Linked DNA regions of Mus musculus: regions 2, 3 and 4 are each linked to region 1. The links are chromatin loops, found by intact Hi-C in ENCODE. Cell type or tissue: heart. All regions are shown on one strand.

Evidence for each region. Peaks named below come from ENCODE experiments on the same cell type or tissue, not always from the same donor. Only the 100,000 strongest peaks of a DNase experiment are listed, where the experiment ranks them.
Region 2: it touches region 1 in a loop (6-fold over the local background); 20 of 42 quality-filtered maps call a loop at or near these places.
Region 3: it touches region 1 in a loop (2.6-fold over the local background); 9 of 42 quality-filtered maps call a loop at or near these places.
Region 4: a loop joins it to region 1, with 2.0 times the contacts of the local background. A loop is called at or near these places in 6 of 42 quality-filtered maps.

The regions. Positions count from the first base shown.
Region 1 is chr8:124,396,361-124,401,360 of GRCm38, reverse strand. All of the region lies in intron 1 of Pgbd5 (piggyBac transposable element derived 5), which reads left to right. Among named protein-coding and RNA genes, the nearest start is that of Pgbd5, 35 kb to the left of the region's middle. In heart, a CTCF peak has its summit at 2,332 (motif pointing left); no DNase peak of the experiment used is centred here.
Region 2 is chr8:124,571,753-124,576,752 of GRCm38, reverse strand. Capn9 (calpain 9) reads right to left here and starts at 642. Exons shown (of 20, transcript NM_023709.4): 1 at 396-642. The coding sequence starts at 608. In heart, a CTCF peak has its summit at 3,074 (motif pointing right); DNase peaks (open chromatin) are centred at 3,022 and 4,852; H3K27ac peaks cover 1,501 bases.
Region 3 is chr8:124,518,704-124,523,703 of GRCm38, reverse strand. It overlaps Cog2 (component of oligomeric golgi complex 2), which reads right to left and starts at 2,937. Exons shown (of 18, transcript NM_029746.3): 1 at 2,753-2,937. The coding sequence starts at 2,824. In heart, no CTCF peak of the experiment used is centred here; a DNase peak (open chromatin) is centred at 2,953; H3K4me3 peaks cover 1,820 bases; H3K27ac peaks cover 1,178 bases.
Region 4 is chr8:124,675,781-124,680,780 of GRCm38, reverse strand. It overlaps Ttc13 (tetratricopeptide repeat domain 13), which reads left to right. Exons shown (of 23, transcript NM_001373939.1): 16 at 710-793; 17 at 1,695-1,779; 18 at 4,331-4,440. Among named protein-coding and RNA genes, the nearest start is that of Gm46058, 10 kb to the left of the region's middle. In heart, a CTCF peak has its summit at 3,052 (motif pointing right); a DNase peak (open chromatin) is centred at 3,060; H3K27ac peaks cover 682 bases.

The sequences.
Region 1 (5,000 bases):
AGCTGCCATGTACATCCGATAAGTAGACACTGGGTAATTTAACAGTAAGTCCCTCTGATGTGGCGATGAAGAAGAGTTGGTGGGCAGGGGTAGGGAGACATGGCTCAGCAGTTAAGATCCCAGCATCCACACGACAGCTCCCAACCTTCTGTGACTCCAGTTCTAGGATATCTCTGTCTTGTGGCCTGCTAGGACCCCAGACACACACAAAGTGCACATGCAGAAGTGCAGGCAAAACGCTCACAGTGTGTTAAGTAAATCAATCTTAAAATATTGTCAGGCGGGATCAGATCGCTGGGGAAGCTTTGAGGTCCCGAGCTTCATCTGTGAAGTGGGAACAATAAGGTCTCTTGGGGAGCTGGGGACTAAATAAGCCAACAAGGTGGCACCTGACACTGTAGAGGACACATGGCATCTGGCTGCAGGTGCTGTTTGTCACATGAGGAGCAGCTGACCCTGAATAGAGAGGAGCAGGCAGGTGTTTGGAGTGGGTGGGAGGGTTGGGTGGGCTGGTGGTGGGAGGCAGCAGGAGGTTAGCAGATGAGAGTTAAGTCACCCCGCGTGCTGGTGAGCAAGTGCCTTGGTGTGGCCAGTCCCATGTGATGACGTGGGCTTGGATGGGCTGTAAAGGGGTGGGACTCTCTATCACTTGAGACTCAGAAAGCAAAGGCTCCCCCTTGAAGCAGAAGACCGTAGGTGCCTGCAGGACACGTGAAGCGGGAGAGTGGCTGAAAAGGGTTGTTTTAAAAACTAATTCTGGGGCCTGGGCATGTGGTTCAGTTAGCCCAAGGCCTTGGGCTCAACACTTGGAGACTGGAGACAAAAGAGGACCAGAAATTCAAGGTCATCCTTGGCTATGTTTGAAGCCAGCCTGGATAGCATAAGACCTTGTCTTTAAAAAACAAAAACAAAGAGACCTGGAGTTGGGGACTTGGTTCGGTTGGTAGGGGGCTTTTCTAGCATGCAGAGAGCCCTGCACTTGACCCCAGCAGCACATAAGCCTGGTGTGCTGGCGAACACCTGTAGTCCTGGCATTTAGAGGTGGAGGCAGGAGGATCAGAAATTCAGTTTCTCAAATACAAAATGAGTTTGGGGCCAACCTGGGGTACCTGAGACCCCCATCTCAAAACACAGACAATCATGGGGCCAGAGAAATGGCTTGGCGGTTAAGAGTACTTCTCTTTCAGAGGACCTCCGTTCAGTTCCTAGTGCCCAATGCAGCTCACAGACGAGCTGGTTCTAAAGGATCAGACACCCTCTCTGGCCTCCGCAGGGACCAGGCACACATGTGGTGCACATGTATGTATGTATGCAAGCAGAACACCATAATCATTAAATAAATCAGTCTTTAAAAACAAACAAAAGAAGCTGATAATCATGTGGAGGAAAGGGAGGGACTGAAGTTCCAGCAGCTATAGAGTTTCTTATACAGTGCTGGAGACTCACTGAATGAACCAGGAGTTCAGGGGAGGCAGATGAGGCCTGTAGACGCAGCTAGAACACAGACAGTGGAGGGAAAACCAAGGAAGCCATGGGTTGGGAGGCCATGGGTTGGCAGGCAGCCAAAAGGAGGCGGGCTGGGAATGAGGTTCTTCTCTTAATTGGGCATGTCAGAGTCCGCTCAGGACGGCGCTGGACTTTGAATGGGCCTCAGAAATAAGTATAGGCTATGGCTGATGAGTTTCTGGTCTTTAGGCTGGCTGTGTGGAACAGAAGTTCCCTTTGGTGTTGCCACAGCCCTGCGGGCATGTGATACCATTTTGCGTGTGTGGGATGTTGGGCCAGCTGCTCTTCCCATTGGCTTGACTCGCGTAGGGGAGGATGATGACATCTGTATGTCTGTCATTCCAGCACACGGGAGGATCGCGTGTTTGAGGGCAGCCTGGTTATATAATGAAGTCCTGGCTCAGCAAAGGGAAGAGAAGAAGAGGAGGGAGGGGAGGAGTGTGTTGTCCCTGTGCACAGCCAAAGGTGTCGAGAGGACACTTGTTTCTCTTTGGGATACCTCAGGCTGCGCCCACTTGTAGAAGGTGCCCAGCGCTGGTAGGTGCAGGGAGTGTTGCGTTGGGCTGTGAGGACAAGAATATTTCTGGCCCTGTAGGTTGGTATGTAGCAGACAAGGTGCAGGTGAGTCACTCACTGAGCTGGAGAGGGCAGCAGCCTGTACACCATGCTTGCCGCTCTTCCTGACCCCCCCCCCCCTTTTTGGGGTTGTGTGGGTGGGACATAAGCCAACCACGTGACTCAAGTGCTGGAGAACTTGACTTGGAGGGGGTCAGAGAAAGGTTTTATCTAGGCGCTCAGCAGCAGAGCTTCTGTGGCGGCACCCCCTGCCGGCCATCTCGTCAAACTGCATATAGTTGCTCCTTAGTATTGGGTGAAGTCATTGAATGGATGGGGAACAGGAGGTGGAGCAGTCAGAGCCCGGAGGCCCACAAGGAGCATCCTCCAAATACCTCCTGCACCTGCTGATTTCAGAAAGTGTGCTTGGTATCTGTTAACCCCGTCCCACAGAGCCTTGAGCTTGATCTTAGGGGGTTAGCCAAGAGACCTGAGGTGGTCTTCGTGATTGGTTTGTAAAATCTGCATCCCTCCATAGATGCAAAGTCGGGCAGAGTTGAATACCTAGCTTTTCCATAGAGGGAGTCTTAGGTGGAGTGGCTGCATCTCTGTTGAGGCACATGACAGTAATGACAGCATCTTGGCAGATGACTTGCATAGCAGTGGCTATGAACGGCGGTTATTCCATACCCAGTGTGAACCTCATGCGGCGCCCTGCTTCCTGCACAATATTTTGTTTTATTCTCGGGATTGCTCTATGTGTTGAAAACTCTTATTCTGAAGATGGGGAAATGAAGGCTTTGTGGTTTCTGTGCCCTGTCTAGAGAACGTATGTGGAAGTCAGGCATGCCTGGATACAGAGCTGGGCCCTTTTCCCACAAGACAATCTTGAGCCACTGTGGCCAGCCTGGTGCTCCATCGGCCTCTGTGGGCAAAGGGATCCACTCCAGGCAGCGCAGTCTTGGCAAAGCCCCTGGCTATACATTCCGGGCCATCCTGCGGAGTGGTGATGTCTCTGTTGCATCCTCTCTGTGAGGTAGGTATGTGTGTGTGTGTGTGTGTGTGTGTGTGTGTACATGCCTGGCACTGTGGGACTCAGTCCTTCACCCCGTTGCTGTTTCTTCTCTGCTTCTGTGGTCTTCAAATTCAGCTGCACATACAGTATTGGAATTGGGAACCAGCCTAAGGGGAGCTAGAAATCTGCACCATGTCTCTGTAGTCTCAGCTTCTGAGGGCTGCGAGTTTCTGGAATTGGGGGTGTCCTCCAGGTGCTATGTTTACCTAGAATGGGGGGGGAGACTTAGGGAAACTGGAGTCAGGGATGGGGACCTCCAGGGACTGTGTGGACTTGAAGTCAGGAGAGACTGTGGATGCTTGTCCTTGGCGTCGGGGGCTTCAGGAGTTGGAGAGCTTTCCCATCCTAGGGGCACTGCCAGGCTCTGCGCACAGATAAGAAGCTGTGCCTTGGCTGGCCTTTGCCTGTGCTCTGGCCGTGTTTATAACTGTCTTTCTTTGAGAGCTTAGTTTGTGTCTTCACTATGCTAACACCTGCTTTACAGACTGTCCAGCCTCTCTCCTGTGCCCTGTGGGTGAGGAGTCTCCCCTTCCCCACAGCAGGGGCAGCCACAGTGACTGGAGACACAGGTTCCGAGAGCCAGAAAGGGCACATTTTCAGCTTTTATTCTGCACAGGGACTCAAGCTCATTCCTCGCTGTCTCCAGCCTGATCTCCCCGTCTGCCATCTGAGCAATGTCTCAGTTCTCCTTCCAGCCCTCAGGCTTTGGCTCGATGCCTGGGCTCTGCAACCTTGGAGTCAGAATGAGAACTCAGAGCAGTAGTGGTGGGAGCAGCCCATCAGGTGGTGGGCGGGGCAGCCAAGGGGCAGCTCTGGAGGGTTGGAAGAATACAGGCCAGGCTCTTAGGGTACTTAGGGGTAGACGATACTGCTGGGTGGCTCTATATTCTATATTCACTTTTGACCTCAGCATGCAGGGTCCTTACAGCCTGAGAAGACAGCAGAATCTAGCAGGCAAGGCGGGCGAGCTTGGAAGGTAACCCTGCTCCAAGGACTGTTAGTCAGATTTGAGGTTGAAGGAGCCTCCTTCCAACCTGGGATGCTCTCCTGAGCAAGATATTTTCTCTCTCCTGACTTGTCTTGGAAATACACCTTCAAAGGAAGACAGGGATGGCGGTCTCAGTGTGGTCACTCAGGGTACTCTGACCACACTCTGTTTTGGCTGACTCTGGAAGACATGACAACAGTGTAAGGGTCCACGATTCACCAAAGAATGACACCCCGGGCAGTATGTGAACACAAAGAGTGTTTATTCTGCAGAAGTCCAGCATGCCGGGGTCTCCCATTACCAAGATAGACAAGCAAGTAGGCTCAGAGGCTTGATTTAAAGCACATTGGAATTCTGGGATAGATGGGCTTCATCTTACTCTATCTCTAGGCATTCTAAAGGCATGGGAGCTGGAATCTGTTGTTGAGGAATGGGCAGCTCTCTTCCTCCACAGTCCACCAATGGGCGGCTCTCTTCCACAACCCACCAATGGACAGCACTCTTCCTCCATAGTCCACCAATGGACAGCACTCTTCCTCCACAGTCCACCAATGGGATGCTCTCTTCCTCCACAGTCCTGGTGGGTGGGGGTGAACCCAGGCTTTGTTTTCTATTAGTAATCGACTTAGTCTCCTTAACTGCCAATTTGAAGTCTATCATGGAATCAGCTTAGCCTCAGTAGGTGTGGCCTGCATTTCCTATATGCCAGGTGGTCCTCACTCCATCCTTCAAGGCAGGTTGGCCAAAGCAGGCATGAGGGTCAACTGGGCTGTGCCTCCAGGAGCTGTACTCACAGCCTCTCTAGTTTTGGAGGAAGAGTGAAGGAAGAAGAAAGAAATGGTATACGGAAGCTGGTGAGAAGGCCAGCAGACGAAG
Region 2 (5,000 bases), 180 kb before region 1:
TGGCCTCCCGGTACATCACACGCATCTCGTTACCCCATCACCTCCCACCCTGGCTAGTTTGCCTTTGTGCTCTGATGGGGCAAGTGGCTTGGGTTAGAGCTCTAATCCTGCTCACAAGTCGTAGCTGAGAGACTTTCTCTCCCTATGTCTCTAAACTGAACGGAACTCAGAGCTTCCGAAAGGCCAGAAGGGTGTGGCCAGATACACTGGGGACCATGTATGTGTGTTTAGCCAGCATATTACCAGAAAGCCTCCTATTAAAAAATAAATGTGCTTACATGTGATTGGCTCTTCCCTTCCACCCCTTCAGATCCAGCATTCCCTCTCTCTCCCCCCATCCCTATCTCTATCCGCCCCCTACCCCTGTTTCTCTTTCTCCTCCACACCCTACTCACCCCTGGCCGTTTCCACACAAAGGGGACCTGGGGCCTCTCGCTGTAGAACAGGGAGACATTGCTGGCAGGGAAGTCAGCATCCTCAAACAAGGTGCCAGACTGCAGGCAGCCCTGCCTCAGCTGCTCAAAGCTCTGACCTGAGGAGTGGATAGTCCTGGCATCCCCGGGGACTGGCTGTGGCTGTGGCCTCAGGGACCGATGCAGGTAAGGCATGACAGCTTCCCCGCAGCTTAGAGGAAAAAGATGTGAGAGGCAAGATGAGAGTAGCCAGCAAAGAGGTCCCAGCCCTGGCCTCCACCCGCTGCCTGGGCACCTCCCTGTGAAATGAGATAGGGCCCTCCCGGATGGCAAATACTGAGTGAGACCATTGCCCACTCAGGGTTCCAAGGAACCGGAGTCAACTTTAGAGCATAGCTGAGTCTGATCAGAGGGGGGAGGTACCTCTGTTGATGCACAGTGGAGTCCCTGAAGGACAGGTAGGGTCGCTTCGAAGGGAAGGATAGCAAGCAACCAAATTGGTTCAGGAGATAGTTGTGAGGTCTAGAGCCAGCAGAGCTTTGTACTTGGAGGGAGCTGGGTGTGTCGCAATGTGACATTGCAGGCAGAGCTCCCTGGGATCTTTAAGCCCAACCCCATGCTAACTTACATTAGGGCTCAGCGCTCCCTCCCGTGACAAGCCTTTACATCCGTGGGCCACACCGTCTATGTTCCAGCCACTCGCTCGCTTGCTTGACTGTCACAGTTGCCGAAGTAACTGTGTGGACACAAAGATGAGGTTACATCCCCACCAAGCCTTCCCTACAGACTGGGAGATAGGCTCCAGTGGGAAAGCGGTTATTGTATTCCCATGAGGACCTGGGTTTGAGCTTCCAGGATCTGCATACAAAGCTGGACATCGTGGTGTCCATTTATAGTCCCAGCGCTGCGGAGGTAGAGAAAGGCAGATCTCTTTGAGCTGGCTCTAGGCCAATGAGAGACGCTGCCTCAAACAAACGAGGTAGCCAGGCTGTGGTGACACATGGCTTTAATCCCAACACTTTGGCAGAAGGAGGCAGATCTCTGGGAGTTCCAGACCAGCCTGGTCTACAAAATGAGTTCCAGGAAAGCCAAGGCTATTACACAGATAAACCTTATCTCCAAAATAAATAAATAAATAAATACCCCCCCCCCAAGCAAAAAACAAAAAGAACACTGTATGAGAACTGGAGAGATGGCTCAGCAGTTAAGAGGACTGAGTGTTCTTCCAGGGGACCCTATTTCAATTCTCAGCACCCAGCTGGCAGCTCACAAACATCTGTAACTTCAGTTCCAGGGAATCCAATGCTCTCTTCTAGCTTCTGTAAGCATTACATATGTGTAGCATATATATATATATATATATATATATGAAGACAAAACACCCATGCAGATAATGCAACAACAACAGGGTATATGGTATGGCACTGGACACATACATACACACCTTCTCTACAAAACCATGAGGTCCTGGTGGTTTGGCTCTGAGTCAGGTGAGCTCAAAGGACAGCTTTAAGTCCCCCTCCAGCCCTCACAACATCCTTCTCCACATCAAACTCCCGGTCAGGACCCTGCAGGCTCTCAGTGGCTTGAGCAAAGAAATAGACTTAGGCATTGTCTGGTGCAGCCTGTCTTCCTGGAGCCAGGACAATGGTACCTGAGCATCTGTCAGAGAGTCTGCGGCAGGGTTTCCAGGTCTAAGGTAGCCACTGGGAAATGCCAGCTGGGTAGCTGGTTGAGATGGAGGTGACCTCTAACTTCACAGTGTCCTCAAGGGGCCCCATCAAACCAATTTGCAACAAATAGAGCTGAGACTATAGTTCCATTGGCAGAGCATTTGTCTAGCACTCAGGACACTTTATGGTTGATTCTCAACACCACAGAAACAGGCATGGTGGTGCAGGTCTGTGATGTCAGCACTCAGATGGTGGAGGCAGCAGAAGCAGAAGTTTAAAGTCATCCTTAGCTGCATACCCTGGGATAGAGACTCTGTAGAAAGTGCGGCCAGGGAGGAAGGCATGAAGTAAAAAAGAAAAGAGAGAAAGAAGAAAAAGATATTGTGTAACTCCTCCCCCATTTGAACTTCATGGTCAGGTTTTCCAGAACAAAGAGTCCCTCGGGAGCCTTCTGTTTCCACACACCGAGGATGACATTTTGGTGAGCCTTACTGAGCTACAGCCAATGAGACAGCCTTCAGGGTGCCGGAAGACGAAAATGTATTGCTGAGTATGAAAACCTGCCTCGTCATAGCCAAGGGTTGTCAGTGGGATGACCTTCCATGAGAATACACCACATTGAAACGGGGCTGTGCCAGGACCAGATTGGAGTGGGGCAAGGAGGTGGTCACAGAACTCTCTGTAGGAGCCCAGCCATATGCGATCACGCCACATAGTGGGGACCGAAAACATCCCACTGTGTGAGGCACTGAGCCTCTGCATTCGGGGGACAGACGTGAGCTCAATGTGTTGGACCAGGGCTCAGGAGACAGGCGTTGTGACTACAGGGAGGAGGAGGGTTGCCTGCATGGGGTTGCGCACTAACTGGGAAGGCAGCCTCAGAAAAACAGCTCTCTGGGAGGGCTTGGACAGAAGTTTGAACAGAAGAAAAAACTCATTTCCGGTAGAGGTAGAAAGGGCTGAACTCAGGAGTCATGAGAGCATCTGACCACCAGGGGGCACTGTTGGAACTAGACCTGAGATCAAGCCCTGCTCCCGAGCTGGAAACTTCCACAGCAGCAGTAAGTCTCTGCTCACCAAGGAACCAGAGGCAGGAGCTTGGCTGCTAAGATCTCAGACAGGAAGGAGCCCGTAGCTCGGTGGCTTCATCCAGAGCCAGGGCAAGCTTCTGGCCCTCCTGCTGGAGGGCTTGGTGCCTTGGGGGAGATGACTCTCACAGAAGTGTGGCCCCCAACTCCCTCTCTCTGTGTCTCCAGAGATGGCCCAGGACCCTAACAAACATTTCTGGTTCCTACAACTGTTTAAGCCTGCTTAGTCCTTGAAGAGATTTTTGGATGCCTACAGGAGAAAGGTCCCATCATGACAGACTGCACGCAGTCAGCCCCTCATGAAAAGAGAAGTGGGCTCCTCTCCCATCTTCAATAGAAATTTTATCTAGTACCTATCTTGACCTGACAGCATTCACTAGGGGTTAATGTCGCTGCCTGGAGGTGGCAGAGGGTGAGAGGACGCTCTGGTCCCCAGGCTCTGGCTTGGGTGACTTTGGATGAAAGCAGAGGTGTCAAAGGGCACAGTGGGAGGGAGGGTCCCTCAGGTCACCTTTGCTCTTTAAAACAAAACAAAACAAAACAAAACAAAACAAAAACCTAAGAATTTACTTGGTGTGTGTGTGTGCATGTGTGGGTGGGGCGCATGTGTGTGTGTATGTGCAAGTGTGTGTGTGTATGCATGCATTGTGGAGGTATATATGTGTTGGGGTGGCATGTGTGTAGGTACATGTATGTGGGGGGTGCATGTGTGTGTGTGTGTGCAGGTGCATGTGGGGGGGTGCATGTGTGCCTAGAGATGCGTGTGTGTGCAAGTGTGTGTGTGTATGCATGCATTGTGGAGGTATATGTGTGTTGGGGTGGCATGTGTGTAGGTACATGTATGTGGGGGGTACATGTGTGTGTGTAGGTGCATGTGTATGAGGAAGTGCACACATGTTGGAGGGGGAGATGTTGGGGGGCTGCATGTGCACACTAGGGGTCAGAAGTTCAGAAATAAACCATTGCAGTTAAGGAGCCCCAGCAAACAGTTTCCTGGCAGTCCTCCAGTGATGGCCTTTGCCCTCTCCTCCTCCCCCTCCTCCTCCCCCTCCTCCTCCCCCTCCTCCTCCCCCTCCTCCTCCCCCTCTTCCTCCCCCTCCTCCTCCCCCTCCCCTTCCTCCTCCTCCCCCTCCTCCTCCCCCTCCCCTTCCTCCTCCTCCCCCTCCCCTTCCTCCTCCTCCTCCTTCTTCTTGTTTACAGAGTTATACTCTGTGGCCCAGGCTGGCCTTGAACTTGAGGTGGCTCCTGGCTCTCTCTCCCTAGGACTGAAGTTGCAGCCTGCTCCATGCCCTGTATCCACTCTGCCTCGCCCCCTCTCTTTCTTGGCTGCAGCAAAACAAGTCAAAGACCCTCTGTTCACAGATATTTCTGAAGCCTAGAGAGTATTTTGTTTATTAAAGCCATATGTGAATACTTCTGAGATGCTAGTGGAAAGACACTACTATTTGTGTTTCCAAATTTCTTTGCTATGTTTTCCATAGAAGGACTGACCATTGAGTAAATATTATTTCTAGAGCACAGCTTTCGCAAGAGACAGCCTGCCAGACCCACAGGACAGCTCTTTGACCATTGCTTGGAGCTCTGCTGGCAAGAGGGTGATGACATTTTTCCATAGGAAGGGCCATGGTTTATCTAAACTCACACTGGGGCAGAAGCACCCTTCCGTAGATTTTCCTAGTACCTGTGCCAAGGCACACATGGAGTTTGGACCAGCAGCCTGTGCTGTATCTGTGGCTGCGCGAATGCTAATGAGCTAGAGTGGAGAAAGGGTTAGGAAACCAATTTCTGTCTGCTCTGCGGCCTCATTCGGCTCTGACGGAAACAGT
Region 3 (5,000 bases), 120 kb before region 1:
TTTCCACACCGTTCCTTTCTGCCATGATGGTCTGACTGCAACTGGCAAGCTGAAACAAACATTTCTTTGAGTTGCTTTCTGTCAGGTATTTGGTCCTAGGACTGAGAACAGAACACATCGAGACAGCAGTAACAACTCTCCAGCCAGAAACTGTGAGCGAGAAGGATTAACACAGAGAGAAGGGAGGAAAGGACTAGAGCCAGGCAAGGCAGAAAGCCAGCGGGAAGGTGGAAAGCCAGCGGGAAAGTGAAAAGCCAATGGGAAGACATAGCAGAGAGAACAGAGTAGAACTTGGGCATGTGTGCCGTGGAAAGAGACGACCATCAAGCTTGTGAGCCTGCGAATGTAGAGGCTCAGAGTCTCAGGGCAGCTGATGGCACAGGAGAGGGTCAGGCCACAGCAGCCACAAGGAGGGAATGCACAGATGCAGCACTGAGGCTGTCATCAGCAAGGTGAGGATGTTCTGTGTTTCCTGAACAGGAATGACGTCACATGCTGGCTGCAGACGGGAAGGATGTGATGTCGGTGTGCCCAAGCACTCCGTCTGACCTCTGTCAGCAATACCACCTTCTACTGCCAACACCTTCTATCCTACTTCATTGGCTGGACAGCAATCTCCTTCACCAGCTCCTTCTAGTACAATGATATAGCCCTGTAAGCTCCCGGTCAAAGGTGACCCCAGCTTCAGGATGAACACTGGGTAGAACACAGATTCCCTCCTATGACACTCGGGGCACATCAGTTCTCATCCCGTCCCACCTGCATTTCCGGTCTGGATTCTGACATTCCTCCATACTCTAACCACCACAGACCAAGCACAGTTTCTGAACCCGCATGTGTTTTCTCATGTTCAACAGCCAAGCCACACCTTTCTGCCCTTGTCTCTTCAAATCTAGACTTGTAGTTGGCACACAGTAGTAGTTGGCACACAGTAGGGTGGGCCATGAATGAGCAAACATCTGCTACCACTGCTCAGCAGGCTGTCAACATCTTGGCAAGACAGCACATTTCTAATCAGATGACTGCAATCGACGGAGCCTCAACTCTCCTAATGTGTATCTGATATCCCATCCTTGTTAAAACAAAACAAAATAAAACAAAAAAAACAAAACTATGCCACTGAAAAATATGTTGAATAAAATACAAATGTACACATAAAATTTGGATAACAGGCACTCCTCCTGTCCTTTCTGCCACGAAACTAACTCATAAAACACTTCTTTGAAGGAAGCACAAATAATAAAGGGCCTTAATTTCTGGCTCCACCTAGAAAAACCAACATCACACACAATGGCTGTTCCATGTTGTTTCCTCTTCAATGGAAATGGCCACATCAGCAGAACTACAAACTGCGTGGCACACTCAGAGAGCTGACTGCATCAAAGAGCGTGGAGCAGTCCGGCCATTCCGTCCCAGGTTTGCTGATGTTGTCTCACTAACTACTCACATTGTGTGCCATCTCCTCACAGGCATCGCATCCAACAGAGGTATCACCTCAGTGTGAGTGAGGGAGACACAGGCAATGCCCAACCCTGAGGCAATGGCCCAGAACAGCTGCTGGCACAAGGCCTGCAGGAGGCCTGAGTTAAATGGTGAACAGTGAACACAGTAAGTTTTCTCACCTAAAGTAAAAACAGGCCACGATCCCCGGGCAAGCTTTCTTCCTCCAGACTCTTGTCCCTGTCATGTACCTTTGGCTCTTTTTTTTTAACCCTCTTTCCAAGGTATCCATAAGTCACAGGATGTAACAGGGGCTTTCTGAATCATTATTTCAAGCATCCCATTTGAACCTCATTTATTGGAGATGGCTCAGCAGTTAAGAGTGCTTACTACTTTAACAGAGGACCAGGGTTTGGCTCCCAGCACCCACAGGGCAGCTCACAAGCACCTGTAACTCCAGTTCTAGGGAACCCCACAGTCTTCTGGCCTCTGAGGGCTTCTGCACACACTGTGCACATAAACTCAGGAAGGCAGACACATACACACAAAAAAGCCTTTCACACATGGAAACCTACGTGGGCACAGTACAGAAGTCACATATAAATTAAAATCCAAACACCAAAACCTCAGCGCTTTCTTTGGCCATGTCAACTAAATGCAAATACCAGAACAGAGATAGGCCAATTAAGTCAGAGGGAAAAATTCGATTGTGAAAGGGGAGCAGGGTGCACACATGCAAACACAACACACACACACATACACACACACTCTATACAGTAAGACTTGGACTCGTTTGCTTAGTATTTTATGTGCCAAAGAGACAGAAAGAAATTCCTAACCTCGGAACCAGCTTTGAAATGGTCCCTCAAATCGCAACTATTAAATGGCACAAACTTTTAGCTCACAGTTGCCATTTCTGCCCTTAAGACAGGAGGATCGAGACCCGTCCGGGCTACAACTCAAAACCCTCCCTGTCTCGAGAAAGAAAGCGGGTGTAAATATGTTTGGGGTTGTTTTAAGTGACAACAGCGGAGAGGTACAACTAACAGGCTCAAAGCCTGCGCCGTTCGGAGGCTGTGCCTGCTCGGTGAAATGTTATCAGCCAAGTGTTTTCGGTTTAGATTTGTAAGCAGGGCCGCTGGGTTGCAGCGTGGCGAGGCTGTCAGGTTCCCACTTCTTAATGTCAGAGCGTTTTCAGCCTGGACACCCCTGCCACCTTCCATCCCACGTCCCTGACACCCGCCGGAGCCTCTGGGAACCACCGGGCCTCAGCGTCCGGCCAACTCAGCGGCGATCTGCCGGGTGCCCTCACCTTCATGAACTCGTCCTTATCGAAGCACAGCGTGTCCGGCCCCGTAGGCAGGTTCATCCTGCGTTTCTCCATCACGCCGGCCGCCGCCCCTCAAGGCCAAGACCGCAGGGGACGCGGCAGCCCAGCCCACCCCCAGCGTCCCAGCTCCACTTCCGCTTCCGCCAGTATGGCAGCAGCGAGCGACAGCCAATAGACGAGCGTCGCGGGCGGCTGCGCACTGTTGGTGATAAGAGCGGCGCCCTCGAGCCGGAAGCTCCCAGCCTGGCGCTACTGCCTCCGGGAGTCGAGCGTGGTACTGCAGCCTCACGCATGCACCGAGGCAGCTGGCCTGGGAGAAAAGTCAAGAACCAGGACAGCCTTGTTCTTTTCTCCTGGTGAGGAGAGAAAACGTCACTGCCCTTAAAGATGGTCAGAGGAAAGTGATCCCTTTGTATTTCAGTTTAGACCAAACAGGACACCATCCCTCTAACTGAATGTTGGGGTAAAATTCAGAGACCCTATCGCCTGAGCATGTGCTGGATAGGCTGGACTGCAGCCGATGTCCCTAACATGTTGGTTTGTGTGTAGCAAAGAAGTCTTGCTTTCTTGTTAATATTTTATTCTTATTACCAAATCTTTCACCCTCACAAGTTTAGGCAACGTGAACTCGCCATACGCTGACCATGCTCTAGTAACCCCCAGCCTGTCTCCAGGTCCTCTTTACCCAGGCTACCACCACCATCATAGCTGTCATGGGAAGATATTGTTAGAACACTTCACCAACACCTTATTTAGCGATTCCTCCTGTAAAAGATCAAACAAAGCCCTTCTTGCCAACTCAAAGTATTATCCTCGAACCTAACAAAGCGAACAGTTCTCTGCTGTTATTATTAGTCTGAGAGATGTGGCATTCAGCCTCTCGCTATAATTTCAGAGTGGCAAATTGGAGGTACCAAGGGAGGGACCCGAGGTGCTCGCCAAGAGAGAAACAAAGACTCCTGGGAAACCTGCCTGATTCCTAGAAGCTTGGGGCTAGAACTTGCTGTTCCCTTCTGATATTTTCCTCCATCCTTTATCAAAGAACCTGACTGTGTTCAGCCTAGTGTGCTAACCCTGGAATTGCTGCAAAGATTCAGTGGTGTACTGGCTGGCTTTGCGTGTCAAATTGACACAAGCTAGAGTCATCAGAGAGAAGAGAGTCTCAGCTGAGGAAATGCCTCCATGAGATCCAGCTGTAAGGCATTTTCTCAATTAGTGCTCTGTGAGGGAGGACCCAGCCCACTGTGGGTGGGGCCATCCCTGAGCTGGTGGTCCTGGGTTCATTAAGAAATCAGGCTGAGCAAGCCATGGGAAGCAAGCTAACAAGCAGCACCCTCCATGGTTTCTGTATCAGCTCCTGTTCTAGGTTCCTGCCCTGCTTGAGTTGCTGTCCTGACTTCCTCCAATGATGAACTGTGATCTGAAAGTGTAAGCCAGATAAACCTTTTCCTCCTCAACTTGCTTTTTGATCATTGTGTTTTGTTGAAGCCATAGAAACCCTAACTAAGACATGGTGTTTTGTTGCAGCCATAGTTAGCCTGGTACCCTAACTGAGACAAATTGGTACCGGGAATGGGGTATTGCTGTGACAGACCTGACTTCAGTGATGTTTTGGGGAGGATTGTGGGAGGACTTTGGAACTTTGTGCTAGAAGAATCATTGAATATTAAGAGCTCAGTGGAATGTTCTGTAGACGCTTGGAAGATAAGAATGGTGAAAGCAGGCAGAAGATGGAGGGGTCTGGCTGGTGAAGTTTCAGAAGGAAGTTTAAAGACTATCAGGGCTGTTGGCGACTTTGATTTAAGTCTATGGTTCTGGTTAGCTAGGGCTGAAGAATCAGCTATGATTAATAAGATACCAGAACTACCGAAGTGAAACCTTTCTGACTGGGACTATTGATGCTGGTTATCTGGAGTTAAGAAATCAGTGATGATTAAGAAGAGACCAGTATCCCTGAGGTGAAAGTTTTTGGGAAGCATTTTCTGAGAGCACAGAGAAGCTGTGTTCTAGAGGTGGCCAAGGTCGTACCGTACCTCATGCTGGCAGTTGGATTTGGTAATGTATAGGAGTCACTCAGGTGGTACTGGTTTTAAAGACATGAAGGGGTCATGGAGAGCAGCTGAGGCTTAGCATTGTGAGAGGCCAGGAGAGGCCATTATTGAAGGTGTAGCATCAGTGGCAGTTGAAGTTGAGACTTGGAACCATGAGGTACCAACAGGTTATTGGTCAA
Region 4 (5,000 bases), 280 kb before region 1:
ACTGAAGTGCCCTGTCAGGGAGAGAAGTCCTCCTTGCATCATGACCTTGATGTGAGGGAGCTGTCAGAAGCAGGGAGTGGTGTTTCCTAGGGTAGACGGACTTCGACTCAGCTGTTGCTAGACGCGAACACCTTCAAGAGAGGGGAAGAAGAAAACAAACAAACAAAACAAAAAACGGAATGGGCATGTGAGGAGTATAGTGTCTCCAGAGGGTAGAGGGAAGGAGGACTGCTAAAAGGCCCGAGAGGCACCCTCAGACAGGCAGGCATGCACACAGAGAGCCTGCCGTGTACAGAGAGCTTGGCGTGTCCAGAGCCTGGTGTGTCCTTACGCAGGCACACACAAGTGCCAGGCATGTCCAATACGCAGGTGCACCCAGAGAGCCAGGCACATTCAATAGGCAGGCGCGCACCCAGAGAACCAGGCGCGCCACTCATGGTAGTCGCCATCAGGTCTGAACTCCTGAAGCTAAGGATTTTCCTTCCTCTGTGGCCTGTCAGGAGCTACGTCTTTTCTGGACACTTTCTGCCAGGACAGATTCCAAGAGCCCAAGCTTTCTGCTGAGATGGGAGTCGCTACTCCCACAGTGACAAAGCAAGCCCCTCTCTTACACTTCCCCATATTTGTCCCCGCTCTTTGTTTTTGGAACTAACTGATGTTTACAAGCCTTTGTAAAATGATGGTTAATTTTATCGCTTTTACCTTACAGGGGTCAAGTGATCAATATGAGATATCTGGAATATTTTGAGAAAATACTTCATTTTATTAAAGATAGAATTCTTGTTTATCACGGGTAAGCCTCCAGTTCTCCTCTTTGCTGTGATGCATTGGTCCCATGTGTTTCATGTGTGGTCTATCTGTGAGATTTGAAAACTGAACCACATGTAAATGAGGAAAATACCTAATAAAAAATATAAAAAAAGAAAAAAGAAAACTGAACCACAGGCAGACCAAACGAACTAGACCGGAAGTTTAATTAAAGCCTGCTTCCGCCAGAGTAATGGCTTCACAGTGTTGGCCTTGGCAGTGCTTTCGGCCAACACTCATCACAGTGACACTCCCGATTGCCGACAGAGCTTCCGTCCATCCCGCGGGGCATTGAGTTTTGAGGTGGAGTCACCAGCTGAGCATGAGAACCGTGTGGCGCCCCCCCAGCAGGGTGCTTAGATCCGAGCAGCTTGAGAAGTGAAACCACACACTTGCCAGTGCAGAGTTGGAACAGGAGAATCAAGGGTCAGCTAAGACCCCCGCGCCTGCGCATTGGCCTGCTGCATTTCCTGATTCGCCGCGCATGCCTCTGCAGCCCCACACCTGTTGGCTCGCATTGACTCCTGCTGTTGCCCAGTGTGGGATGCTGTCTATCCTCTCCAAAGACCTCTTCATGCTCAGGGCCTTTGCATTAGATGGTATGACATTTATACGGGACCCACACATGGGCCTCCAGTGCATTGCGTCAGCCCCAGGCCAATGCTCGCTGCTTAGGGGATGCGGAGCAGGTGGATAAGAAGTCAGTAACATGATTTTCTCACATGTATTATTGATTTGGGTGGATGACCCTGTCAGTGAGATGCCCTGGGATATATGGGCCTGCAGCATTGAGCTGCTTGTCCTTAGGAGCAGTTATTTAAGACGTGAATGGATCTGCGTATCGTATTCTGCATTAACCTCCCTCTGCCCTTCCCCCTCTCTTCAAGAGCAAATAATCCAAAGGGCTTATTGGAAGTCAGAGAAGCTCTGGAAAAGGTACACAAAGTGGAAGACCTCCTTCCAATTATGAAGGTAAGTTTGCTATTAGCATCTCAGGTGGGGCTGGAGCAGTGACTTGGTACTGAAGAGCCCTGCCTTTATCATCCCAAGGACCCGGGCTCGATTCCCAACACTCACGTGGTGACCTCCTGTGGTGTCTCAAAACTGTCTGTAAGTCCAGTGCCAGGGCATCTGACTTCTGACCTCTGCAGGCACCGGGCATGTAGGGTGCACAGACATACATGCAGACAAAACACACATACACTTAAATTGAAAATATATCTCAGGAGGAATTGTATAAAAGAAAACCAAAGCACATATGTGACTGTTGCGCTGTCTCAGAACTTACAAAGTATAGCATCTGAGACCCCACATTAACACACTGTAAGCAGTAACCCAGATCAAGTACAGCGCTGGAACCAGACTCAACCAGAACCGACTTTCGAGACGCAGTCAATTCAGGAAACAAAGGACTTGAAAATAAATATACTCACGCTGGACCTGTGGCCACAGTCCAGTACTCCCCAGCGGCCCAAAAGCCACGCAGCTGTAGTTAGATGGATTCCTAAAAGGAGAGTTGGAGAACCCCGTCTCCCCCAGATTCCTGTGGGCGTTGTTTGTTGTCCCGTAGGATAGGCGTGTGGAGGCCAGCAGCTGCAGAAGAGGAGGTACCTGAGGCAGGGGCGGGGGAGCCCTTGTTGTGTGGCCACATCTGCAGTGGAAGTCTGTGCCGTAGCAGGGGTTGCTCAGAGTTAACTGTGAGCTGAGACAGAGCTGTGGCCTTGATGGTGGGAAGTTGCTCTGAGCACCTTCATCTCCATTTGCTCCCAGAGGTGCCTCACTGGGAGTCACGGGAGTACCCTCTCCTGGTACCTAGTAGGCCCGTGTCTGATTCCCAGCACTGCAGCAGCAACAGCATAAGTCGTGACGTCCGTTTCCATCTGAAATGCGCTCTGAGAATGGAACTGAGGTGCGGCTTTGACATAGAAAGTCAGAACTAAAGGAAAGATCACAGAAGGAGACAAAAATACCCATAAGTCTTGCATGACACGGTAATGGCAGATTTGTTGGAAGAAGACTCTCAGGTGGCTTTTAACATCACTTGTGTGGTGCTGACCTTCAGTATCCCGGCAGCTCCTCCATGACAGGCGGCAGGACACACTGCGGACAGGAGACCGGCACTGCGCTGGGTCAGCCTCTGTGGATTTCAGTCACTAAAATCTAGTAAGACTTCAGGTGGGAGACGAAATCTGCTTACACAGATCGTGGAAAGGAAAGCAGCGTGCCAAGGTGCATTCACAACACCTAGCCAGAGGGTGGCAGCACTGCCCTGCTGTGTCGTCTGTAGGAGCTTGTCCTTTGGATGGGAGCGTTTCCAGCTTCAGACTGGCTTCAGCCGGATTATGGATGTGCATATGGGAAACTTGTAGCTTTCTTCTTCCTCTGAAAAACATGGCGTGCCACTGGAGACTTAGAAAAGCACTCAGGCCCCAGCAGATAGATCGTTAGCCAGGAGCATGGACCAGAGTCAGAGGCCCTCCCTCAGCCCTCCACTCTGCCACTTCCTGGCCCAGCAGTATGGCCAGGTTTGTTCCTTTTCCTGGGACTGTGCATTCATACCTGGTCTGTTTGTGGCAAGGATTCAGTGGGCATACGGGAAAGCACCTGCACTTGTTTTCTGAGAGCCAGTCCCTGAAGAAAGGCGCTTCTCCCTCAATTCAGCTGAAAGCCCTGGTAGTCAGTCCTGCCCAGCTGCACCCTGCCGTGGGCCTCCAGCCATCGCTCCTGTGGCCTGCTGCAGGAGAAGCCCTCCCGCCAGAGCCCAGAGTCCTTTGTCTGTCACTGCCTGCCCTATTCCAGCTCCATCCATCCCAGCCAGAGTCGGAGGGCACTATTCTAGAATAAAGGCAGAGCATCGCAGGTTTTAACTCAGAGCTGGCATCTGAAGCTGTGTTCCTAGGAGACACCCTGGCCGGCTTTGAGGAGGTCCCCTCACAACCTGTGGTCTGCGAGGTTAGAGTCTGTGAACCTAAAACACACCTGGAGAGGAACCACTGAGCACCCCTCGGGCCTGCGGCTCTGGGGAGCACTTGCAGGGCACAGTGCTTTTTCAGGGACACATGCTTTTTCAGGTTGCAGGAGCTGGCATTGCTGCTCCTGGCTGGCAAGGCTGCTGCCTGCTGCGCTGGGAGGAGAACCAACCCCAGAGCAGCTGCTGCACTGAGCTAGATCTTGGCTGTAGGGCACCTGCAGCTTTCTGCTGGGGCCCCTGCTGCTCTGTAGGTTTGTGGGATGTGAGGCACTTAGGGCCTGTGTTGCATCTAAAGAAAGGAGAAGTGTTGTTAGCCACTGCCTACCAAGAGAGAGCACATGGTCTCTCAGTTTGAATGCCTCAGACAAGCCCAGAGCTAAGTCTAAGGTTCAGGACGGATTAGAAGTAGACATGTCCAGCCCGTAGCATGTGGGCGATATGTAGCTCAGGGGAGCTGAGAATGCAGCCCAATGTGTGTGTGGTGCTGCATGACAGAACCATGTTACAGTGTGAGAACTGCAGCTAATATGGATTTTTATTTTCCCTCGAAAGCAGTTTAATACCAAAACAAAGGACGGGTTCACCGTGAACACCAAAGTCCCCAGCCTCAAAGATCAAGGGAAGGAATATGACGGCTTCACCATCACCATCACAGGAGACAAGTATGTTCGCTCCAGTGTGACGTGGGGCTGGTGGCGGCCAGTGGAGGGATGTCCTGATGTGAGCCGTGTCTGGGCCATGTGTGTACTCAGTATATGCCTGGGGCAGCATCCTTCCTGGCTAAGTGCACACAACCCATTTGAATTCCCACAGCACCTCTGCCTGGTGCTCAGAGGCTCCGGAGAGCTTGTCCAACAGCAGGAAAACGGGTCCATGCGGGCCCAGGGCTACCATGCACGCATTGCAGATTGCTGGGTCTCGAGAGGGTGGCAATGTCTTTGTGGAAAGTTTGCACATCTGAGGCTCTGGCCATCATTACTCTCAACCGCCGCCAACTGAGAAGCATTTTACAATCATTTCTTCTTTGATAGTTTCATTCATGTCTGTAGTGACTTTTAGTCCTTCTTATCCCCCCAGTTATTCCCACTAAACCCTTCTTCCCACAAGGCCCCCACTCTCTCTCTCTCTCTCTCTCTCTCTCTCTCTCCCCCCCTCTCTCTGTGTATGTATGTGTGTCTGTGTGTCCTGCTGAATTTAAATAGGATAGACCCACATTCAGGCC